2 separate regions of the Homo sapiens genome follow, and region 2 is linked to region 1. Evidence: read pairs that join two places in POLR2A ChIA-PET (ENCODE). Cell type or tissue: A673. All regions are shown on one strand. Each heading gives the region's core, and the rest is flanking DNA. Links, peaks and the distances in the headings are about the cores only.

The links. ChIA-PET counts read pairs that join two places held together with the same protein. Peaks named below come from ENCODE experiments on the same cell type or tissue, not always from the same donor. Only the 100,000 strongest peaks of a DNase experiment are listed, where the experiment ranks them.
Region 2: POLR2A ChIA-PET joins it to region 1 with 6 read pairs; 3 of 35 experiments call an interaction of 5 or more read pairs at or near these places.

Annotation. Positions count from the first base shown.
Region 1 is chr14:73,744,671-73,750,046 of GRCh38, reverse strand. All of the region lies in intron 1 of MIDEAS (mitotic deacetylase associated SANT domain protein), which reads left to right. LOC124903345 (a long non-coding RNA gene) reads right to left here. Exons shown (of 3, transcript XR_007064264.1): 3 at 2,602-2,836. Among named protein-coding and RNA genes, the nearest start is that of MIR4505, 11 kb to the left of the region's middle. RefSeq lists enhancers at 2,557-3,070, 3,071-3,585. In A673, for the core only: a CTCF peak has its summit at 3,465; no DNase peak of the experiment used is centred there; H3K27ac peaks cover 2,368 bases.
Region 2 is chr14:75,526,538-75,531,913 of GRCh38, reverse strand. All of the region lies in intron 2 of BATF (basic leucine zipper ATF-like transcription factor), which reads right to left. Among named protein-coding and RNA genes, the nearest start is that of BATF, 6.8 kb to the right of the region's middle. In A673, for the core only: no CTCF peak of the experiment used is centred there; no DNase peak of the experiment used is centred there.

The sequences.
Region 1 (5,376 bases), core at 271-5,270:
ATATTTGCCTGTGGCCATTTTTCCTAGGGAAAAGCAGGGCTGCCTGACAAGCTGTTGCAATCCCAAAGGCCTCTCCATCCCCTAGTTGTTTTGATGTCGGGATCAAGCTTGGGGTCAGGTTCAATGTGTGTCTGGGAGAGGGGATACCCAGGCCTTTGCAAGTCTGAGCTCTGCGGCTGCCTAGGACTGTGACACCGAAGGTGTGGAGAACATGGGCTGAGGAGGGAGGGGCCTTTCTGAGCTGAGAGAACTTGGCAAGTTACTTTTAACCTTCGTTTCCTGTAAGTTTCCCAAATTTCCTTCGGTTATTGATTTCCAATTTCAACCCGTTTTGATTGGAGAACATACTTTGAGTGATTTCAGTCCCTTTAAATTTGTTGAGACTTGTCTTATGGCCTAATGATGATCTATTGTAGAGAGTGTTCCTTGTGCTATAAATATACATATATATATTTTATATATATATTATATTATATAATATATAAAAAAGTATGTATTTTTTATTTTTTCTGAGACTGGATCTTGGTCTTTCATGCACGCTGGATTGCAGAGGCATGAACACGGCTTACTGCAGCCTCAACCTCCTGGGCCCGAGCAATCCTCCTGCCTCAGCTTCCTGAGTAGCTGGGACTATAGTGGCCACCACACGCAGCTAATTTTTTTTTTTTTTTTTTTTGTAGAGACACGGTCTCGTTTTGTTGCCCAGGCTGGTCTTGAGCTCCTGGGCTCAAGTGATCCTCCTGGCCTTGGCCTCCCAAAATTTTGGGATTACAGGCACCACTGTGCCGGGCCTGCTCTTTTTTAAAAAGAAACAAAAAAACAGTTCACCTACAGCTGCAGTATCTGTGTGCTCTTGAGAAGAGTGTGTATTTGTGTGTATTTTGCTGTTGTTAGGTGGAGTGTTCTATATAGGTCTTCCAGGTCTAATTGGTTTATAGTGTCTAAATCTTCTATTTCCTTGTCGATCTTCTATTTAGTCGTACTGTTCGTTGTTGAAAGTAGAGTGTTTTCTCTCTCTCATGTGTATGTATAAAATAACATGAAAAAAAGTAGAGTATTGAAGTTTCCTACTGTTATTTGAGTTGTTCATTTTTTCCTTTCAATTCTGACAGTTTTTGCTTCATGTATTTTGGGGCTCTGTTGTTAGGTACATGCATGTCTATAACTGGTATAGCCTCCTGAGGGACGGACACTTTGTTCATTATAAAATATTCTTTGTCTATAATAACAGTTTTTGTCTTAAAGTCTATTTTGTCTGATTTTTTTTTTTTTTTTTTTGAGACGGAGTCTAGCTCTGTTGCCCAGGCTGGAGTGCAGTGGCGCGATCTTGGCTCACTGCAGCCTCCACCTCTCAGGTTCAAATAGTTCTCCTGTCTCAGCCTCCTGAGTAGCTGCGATTACAGGTGCCTGCCACCACATATTTTGTCTGATATTAGTATAGCCATTCTAGCTGTCTTTTGGTGACTGTTTACAATGGTATCTCTTTTTCCATCCCTTGCTTTCTTTTTTCTTTTTTGGTACAGAGTCTCACTGTGTTGCCCAGGCTGGAGTGCAGTGGCGCAATCTGGGCTCACTGCAACCTCCACCTCTTGGGTTCAAGCAATTCTCCTACCTCAGCCTCCCGAGTAGCTGGGACTGCAGGCGTGTGTCACCATGCCCTGCTAATTACTTTCAACCTATTTATATCTCTGAATGTAAAGGGTGTTTCTTTTTTTAATGAAATTGCATCTTTTTTAAAGAAGTCTGTTCTGCCATATAATTGCATATTTTTTTAAAAGTCCATTCTGCCAACCTCTGCCTTTTAGATATTTAATCCATTCACATTTAAAGTAATTATGGATAAGGTAGGATTTATGCTGCCATTTTGTGATTTGATTTCTGTATGTCTTATGTCTTTTTTATTCTTTTGTTCTTCTATTACTGTCTTCCTTTATGTTAAATAGATATTTTTGAGTATACCATTCCTGGTCTGTAAATAACGAGACACAGAACAGTAAGGGTTAAACAAAATGCTGCCTGCAATGGACTTAGCACAGTGCCTGGCAAATAGTAAGTGCTCAGTAAACATGGGCACTCAATTGGGTCCCAGGCGTGGTAAGAGCCACAGTTAACCCTAGGACTGGCTGAGAGCAGAGTCCCCTCAGGGCTCTGTGCGACCCCTCATGTCTCCTGGGCAGGCCATAGCACTCTGACAGGTAGTGCCTTTGGGGAATGGGGAGTGGTGGGTCCTGGGAAACTTCACTATGCCAGGCTGTGGCCCTTTAGCCCTTCCCCTGCTCCAGTGCATGGGCACCACCTGGCTGCTTGTGAAGCATCCTAGATTCCCCATCGTGCTCTTCCCACCCCCGACCCCCACCCCACCAGACCCATGAACTAGTCTCTCAGGGTGGGTTTTATTGCACACACTGAGGTTTAAGAACCACTGCTTGACATCCACACAGACGGGTATTGACACAGTGACAGAGAGAGACCTGGTTTGGGGTCAGGAGGCTTAGATTTGAATCTTGACTCCTCAGTCATGAGTTCTGTGAACTGGGACAAGTTACTTTCAGAGCCAGCCTTTCTCGTTTCTCAGTTGGAAATAAGTGGTTATGCAGATAAGCAGTACTCTCGCATATTCGGCATGCAGCTAGTCCTGGTGGCACTTGCTTTTTACAAAGGTGTTTCTTTGGTCCCTGGATACAGGTCTCTTCCCACCCCAGGCTCTTAAGCTCCTCAAAGGCAGGAACCAGTGAGTGGCGGCTCCTGGACCAGACATCTGGTTGGTTACCTGACAAACAGTCCACTGCCCTCCGTCTTGGATCATGTTGTCTCCAGGCCCTGCTGCTCCCAGGCTCTGTGCAGGAACAGAAGGGAATTGAAGAAGCATTATTGGATAGTGGTATAAGAGCATGAAGATTCAGAATGGGTGACAACAATATGTGCTGGAGGGCCAGCTGGAGGAGGTAGGCCTTGAGGGAAAGCAGATTGTGAGAGTGGAGGCAGGGCTTCCAGGCAGAAGGAACAGCTCTAGGGGAGGCTCAAAGTCAGGGAGCTCCCCCAGGGGTTGCCTGTCCCCAGGGGTCACTTACCCCTAGTCCCTGCACGGGCTTCCTTGCATTATAATTAGCGTGTGTTTCTGTTTCTCTGTCTCCCCACCGGCCTGGAAGCTCTGTGTCTCCTGTGTCTCCCAGAGCCTGGCTTGCAGCAAGTGCTCAGCAAATGCTTGTGGAGCAGATGAAGGGTCAGCAGGCCCACCTGCAGAGCTGCAGCAGGGAGGGTGTGTGGTGGGGGAGTGGGCAGGGCAAGGCAATGGCAAGGGAGGCCCCTGTGAGTGGCCTCATCTGTATCTTTGGCCCAGGGCAGAGTCTGGCACTGGGGTGCTCAGGCACAGACTTCAGAGAGCCCTGCTCTAGCCCTGCTGGGGAGCCAGGCCTTTCCAGAAGGGAAGGGAGGTAGTGCAGCAGCCTCCAGTGGTGGGAGCTGTATAGGGCATAGAGACTGTTTTGAGGAGACAGAGCAAGGACCCCAGCGGTCCCAGGAGGCCCTCACCAGAGGGCCTCAGGAACATCTGCTGAGTCTCCTGCGGAGGAAGCCTAAACCTGCCTGCTTCTACCCTACTCCTGCTGGGATCCCTGGGTCCTGTTGGAATGGGTTTTCCAGGGCTGCCTGTGACTCTTCGTGGCCTTTGCCTAGGAGGAAGGCAGGCAGTCCCTTCAGTGCAGGCAAAAGCTGAGCCTGGAGGCTTAATCCTTTTCTGGCTTTGCTCATGACTGTTTTCTCTCTGCATTAGCAGCCCCCACCTCCCCCACCCCTGGCAAAACAAACCTGGCTATCCCAGCTTCCCATGGACACCCTGTGGGCATTTGTGGGGCTATGGGGGAGGGAGGCAATCAAGGTAGAAGACTGGACGGAGCCCTGAGAGTGCCTCATAAGCCCTGAAAGGATTCCTCTCTTACACATCCCTTTAAAAGCATCTCAGTGGTTGGCATTTTTACTGTGTAAGCTCAAACTTCAGGCAGCTTGAACCCTGGCCAAGCTTCTGATCCTGAGCAGCTTGATGGCTGAGACCCCTGGGACTCGTGACTCTCTGGCCTGTTGGCCTGGGCTCTGCTTTTCAGAGCTGAAGTTCAGTCCAGAGAAGTGATGGTCCAGGGACTGTCTGGATTGGGAATGGGCCGACCATAGGGCCTCTTGCCTGCTCTCTCATGCTCCCAGGGAAAATGACACTTGTGGGAGTCAGATCCACGTCTGTTGTATCAGAGCCTCCTTGTTTGCAAACCCCTTGAGAATAGTGCTTATGTGTCCAGTGGCTTGCAGAAATGGGGTACACTGGCCTTTGTGTGAAGTCCCAGTTGGTGGGGGTGCATGTAGCATTGCAGATGGGGTCCAGAGGGAAGGTTTGTCTAGGGCCTGGGCAACTCTAGCTGGCCCAAGATGGCAGTTCCAGGCCATTTACCGAGTCTGGCTATAGCTGGAGACCCCAGAATGTCTGAGAGAGCTTTTCAGGATGTGAGCCCAGATGAGGGGGCCAGCTGGGCCATGCTGTGCTCCTCTGGTGGGGGTGGCAGGGACTTGTTATGGCTCCCTGGCATCCTGGCCAGACCTTAGTGTCTTGAGGTCCAGCCATGTCAGGGCATGAGGTAAACAGACCCACAGGCTTGTGTCCCTGGCCACTGTCTAGGTGGGGGTAGAAGCCTAGAAAAGTGGGGTGGAGGGCAACAGTGGAGCTGGCACTTTTCCAGTTGGCCTGCATGTGTTGTGGGGCAGCAGGTGACAGTCAAGGGCAGGTGGCTTGTGGGCCAGCAGGGAGAAGGACTTGTGTTCCACATAGGTGTAGAGGGCCTGGGGCCAGGGGTAGGGTGGGATCCCGGGCTGGGCCTTTTCACTTCATCCCAGCATCTTGAGGAGCTCTCATGTGCACCAGAGAGCCCAGAAGTCAGGAGCAGGCAGGAGCCCAGGGCAGGAATGCGGGCTGTGTCGCCTCTGCCCAGGTGTGGCTCTGACTCACCTTGGGCGCAGTCTTGAATGAGCATCCTGACAGGCAGATACAAACCAAGTGCCAAGGTACAACGGTCTGCCAACCCTGCCCCGTGGAGCCTGCTGTCTGCTGGGGATGACAAAGCAGGCACCTGGGATTTAGTGTGCCATATACAGTGTGTTATAGGGGCTTGTAGTTCAGCTCCTGTCTCAGCTCTGGGGTCAGGTTTCCCAGTGGAAGCAGTGTCTGCAACCTGAAGGATTAATAGGACCTGGCCTGATGAAAAGAGTGAGAAGGTGTCCTAGGAAGGGGTACAGCCTGGCCAAAGACCTGGAAGCAAAGCGAGAAGAACACGTTGGAGGCCCTGGCTCAAGCACAGACTGTCGAGAGAGGTGGCAGGAGCCAAGGTCTGCAGG
Region 2 (5,376 bases), core at 324-5,323, 1.8 Mb before region 1:
CCTGAACATTCCTGACCTGTGACTTATCTGTGCCAACAAACATTATGGCATGGTCTCCCAGAGAGAGCAAAAGAATTCCAGGAGTGAAATAGGACCGTAAGCATCCTTCTCTGCCTCCTCAGAAGGCCAAGAACAATAGTGCTACCCAAACATCTTTTCCTCCATTACTCAATTTTTCTCCAATTGTAAATACCGTATTTCTCACAGTGTTAGCTCAAAGCTTCATTTAATGCATAATTTATACTCATGACTTTTCTGTCATATATGACAAAGCACATCCCTGGAGCCTGTAAACCTCTCTTTTTTCTTATACTGGTGTGAGACTCCTTCAGGAGGCAGCCCCAGGCAAGCACCTGGCCCACTTCCATCTAAGACAGTACCTAAATCTCAAGCTTTCAAACTTGGCTGTTACTCTCACTTGCTTTCAGCTCCATCCACCAGGCCAGATATGACTTGTCAACAGCTCGGCTCAGGGCTAACACTGCTATTTGCCACTGCTCCCGGCAACTCCACTGATTTTAGCCTTTTCATGAATAAAGCTTCTTAATTGACCTCAGCTCTCTTTTCCACTGATCCTGGTCTTTGACTTGAAATCCTTCCAGCTGTACGGCACCAGATAGCCATGACCAACCAACCAAGATGGCTACACAAAGGAAACGGATTTGCCATCTTTTATCATATAGTACTGTGGACCTTAGAGTCACTCAAATCCCAACTTACAGTTGGTTCTCCCAAGGGCTGAGATATTTATGTATGATGTTCAAAAGATAACGTCAAGATTGAATACTCTTCCATGTCGTGATGGAAGATTATTCAATGTTTGATGTCAAAATTAGAAAAGAAATCCTCCTAATGCATGTGTGGTAATGATCAATGCTGAGAATTTTGATATCTATATTATAAAGATAAAAGCATGTGATAAAAAATCCCAAACTGTATAAAAGGTAAAGAATGCCAAGTATCTCCCTCTTGCTTTAGATCTTTAGTCCTACTTTTCAGAAATAAATATCATTAACAATTTTTTATAATCTATTTGAAAAAGTTTGCATTTATACTTATGCATATATGTAACTTTTTCTTTTTATTAAAAACACAGAAGGGGCTGGGTGCTGTTGCTCACACCTGTAATCCCAGCACTTTGGGAGGCCAAGGTGGGCAGGGCAGATCACTTGAGCTCAGGAGTTCGAGACCAGCCTGGGCAACATAGTGAGACCCTGTCTCTAAAAATAAAAAATAAATAAATAAATAAAACATTAAATTAAAAAACTAATGGTAGCAAACTATGGACTATATTTATGCCTTTTTAACTTAAAGTACAGAAGTGATAATCCTTCCAGATTAGCACATTCAGATGTAACTCATTATTTTAACATATCTGCAATATTCCACAGAATGGACAATAATTTATTGAATCCCTTATTGGTGGATTTTTTTAGCTTATGTTCAGTCTTTCCTATAAGAAACAATGCAGCAATGATTATCTTTACATGTACAGAATTGTATGATGTGTGGATTTGTTTGTGAACACACTCCTGGATGTCAAATTGCTGAGTCGCAGGGTATGTGCACCTATAATTTGAATGGACGTGGGCAAATTGCCTTCTACCAGGGTTATGCAGACTCTACTACTAGCTGTGTGTGATGGTGCCTGCTTCTCCATTACCTTGGCAACATCGTGTATCAACAACATGTTTCATCTTTGCCAGCCTCACTGCTGCTTTAATTGGCATTTTCCTAACTAAATAAGGTCTACCATCTTTTCACACATTTATTTGCCACTTATTTCTCTTTTCTGTAAATTGCCTATTCATAGTCATTGTTCATTTTTCTTTACTTTTTTTTTTTTTTTTTTGACGGAGTCTCGCTCTGTCTCCCAGGCTGGAGTGCAGTGGCGCTATCTTGGTTCACTGCAAGCTCCGCCTCCCGGGTTCACGCCATTCTCCTGCCTCAGCCTCTCAAGTAGCTGGGACTACAGGCACCCGCCACCACGCCTGGCTAATTTTTTGTATTTTTAGTAGAGACGGGGTTTCACTGTGTTAGCCAGGATGGTCTCGATCTGCTGACCTCGTGATCCGCCCGCCTCGGCCTCCCAAATTGCTGGGATTAAGGCGTGAGCCGCCGCGCCCGGCCCATTGTTCATTTTTCTTTTGGGTTGTTAATCATCTCCTATTCATAAGAGCTCTCTCATATAGTAAGTAAACATACCTTTTTTGGTCATATGTATTACAGATATTTTTCCTCAGCTTGTCATTTGCCTTTGATTTTGCATACAGTATTTTGATCTATAAAGAAACTTTTACTTTTTATGAATAAAAGTAATGTATATCAATCTTTTCCTTTATGGCTTCAGGGTTTTATGTTTTATTTAGAAAATAATTCCTCATTCCAAGATAAATTTTTAATGGTTATTTGTCTTTTCAAGTTTCTTTAGCTTCCTTTTTTTAAAAAATTTAACATTTACCATGTTGGCCAGGCTGGTCTCGAACTCCTGACTTCAAGTGATCTGCCCACCTTGGCCTCCCAAAGTGCTAGGATTACAAGCGTGAGCCACCGTGCCCAGCCCATTTTGTATTTATACTTGTGTCCTAGGAGTTGAAATATGTATTTGGGTCTTAAAATCTGAATTTGTTTTTGGGTCTGTTTCCATATTCTATCCTGTTCAATGTTCTGTCTTTTCCACATTGTTTTGATTTCTGTATTTGTGTTTCACTTTAATATGTTGGTCAGTTAATCTTTTTTCATTATACTTCTTCTTTAGAATTTTCCTGGCAATTGTCATATGATTTTTTTTCACTGGAAACTTAGAATAGCTAATCTAGTTCTTGCCCAAATCCCAGAAAACCCTATTGGGTTTTTTATTGGGATCTCATTAAATTTATCAATTAACTTAAGGAAAATTGCTAACTTTACATAAGGTATATCTTTCCAATTATTTGAATCTTTTAAAAATCATTTAGGATACACTCTTCATAATTTTTGTTAAATTATTCCTTCCTTCCATTTGCTGTTGTCATTGGTATTATAAACAGGATCTTTCCTTCCATTAATTTCCTAATTGGTTATGTTTTGCATATAGGAACGTTATTACATTTTGTTTTAATTTTAGAAGCTGACTGCATTCTCTTATTATTTCAAATAATTTTTCAGCTGATTATCTTAGGTCCACTTATTAGCTATTGATATCTTTTAGAAACTAACTGGTCAAGTTATGCCTTTCTCTTTTTTAATCAACATCTGTACTATATACAATGAACCCTACAGTTGTCTGCAGGAGAAAAGGAACTAAGTGTGCAGGGTGCTTGTGTGAGATGCTCAACAAAAGGAGAATTAAAACAGAATTAGATTGTTTGTTGATGTCACAATTACGAAAGGAATCACCGATCCATTTTATGTCAGAGATAGTCAAGGCCAGGGATTTATAACACAATCATAAAAAGAGGCTCTCTCCCTACTCTGTCAATTTTTAAAGCAATCGATGTACAGTGTCTTGGTGCCAGCCATTTATAGGATAGATGCTGAAAATGTCGAATAGTAAGCATCCCACACTCTCACTAGAGGAACAAGATAATTGTTTCAGTATTTTAAGGTTGATAATAGTGACAGCAGTTGAAACTAAGAAAACATACCAGTATATATGAGGCTAGAACCCTAATAGGAATGTGGTCCTTTTTTGATATGGTACTCTCAGTAGCTCCCAAACCCTCATCTGTAAAGCACTGGTAGGCGAGGCCTATGGCCATGTCTGAGGGCCAGAGAACAACCCCAGCATGTGGAGCCAAGCATGGAAAGGAGTCAAGGGCAAACCACACACTGAGCCCTGACACTGGTGGTAAACCAGAAGACTTTTCACCTGAATCTCAGACATAATTAAGAGGATAATGGATGGAGAAGATAGGTGATTGTCATCTCGGAGGAAAGGAAGATGTCAAACCACAGCTAATTTGATGTAGGGCAGATTGAACACGTTGCTGCCAAAAGCTTCTACCTGAAGCCAAGAAACATAAGTTGCATTGGCAGCAGTCCGCAGGCTTGCTGCATCAACTCCGCTGCGACCTACTCATTGGGCAAAAGGTAAAGACGATGCTGTGGTGCTCAAAAGAAAGCAGTGGAGGAGGAATCTGTGTTCAGATGTGGGGAAGATTGGAACATTCTAGAAACTGAGGCTGGGGTGTGGCTATGGATATGTTGACTATATGACTTGGGGCTCTGTGGACCCTCAAGCTCTAGAGATTACCCTAATGTCACATGACTTGTATAATTAGATGAGCTGACTCTTTGGGCTCTGACATTTGTCTTGGAGAGGGAGAGAGCTGATTCAGTGCTGAAAGCCTTGCCGCAGCAAAGAGACATCTGTGTCACCCTCATTAATACGTTCCCCAAGGGTTTGGATGAAGACCAGTGAGTTGAATTTACAGGGAGACAGGGGTGCAGCTTAACATAGGAAAGACTCTTCTGTTCATAAATTGGGAGAGAGGAAGATCTCCAGCCCTAGAAGTGACCAGGCATACAATGGGACCATTGGCTGGAGGTGTTGCAGAGAAGTCTGAAGCATCAAACTTATGTCTAAACTTTCTAGCCTTTAAGAAACCTTTCAACCCTGAGCTTCTGTGATTAAATATACACAAAATGTATATATGTTTTCATATATATATAAAATGTGTGTATAATTTGTGATTATCTTGCTTCTTATGATAATTATTATTACTCTTATTATACTTAAATTTTTGAGTATTTATGAATGACAGGCATTGTGTTGGGCTCTTTAAATGTACGATCTGTATAGGGTAGTTATTGTCATTTTCCATTTTCTAGATAAGGAAACCAAGCCCAAGGGAGGCCAAGAACGTCTCTGTCACACAGATAGTAGGCAGCAGGGCTGGGATTCAATCCCTGTTCTGACTGCTGAGCTGCCGAACTATACTTACATTCCACTTAAGAAAACAGGTACACACTTAAAAAGCTTACAGCAGTTTGCCAGTCTGAGGACATTGTCTACTTGTACACAAGGAAGATTTTATCCTTTTAAATTTTGATTGGTCTGTTTGCTTGCCCTAAAGAATAGTGAATCAGAATCAGACTCTGATAGAGAAAGAGGTAAGGATCATAGATGTTCAAGCTTAAGGTGGTAAACCAGAATGTGGGGACACAGTGAAATCATGGAGAACATACAAGCAGCAGGGCCACCAAAAACTTGACATTCAGACTGTTGAGCACAGTTAGTACAGACTTTCTGTTCATTCATTCTTTCCAAAAAGTTAACAAATAGCTGTGAATTTAATGTTAGTGTGCAATGGAGTGTAAGCTGAATACATTTCAAATAAAACCCAAGCACCCAATCAGAGCTGTTGGTGCAGTCTGCTCTGTTTCCTTGTAAAG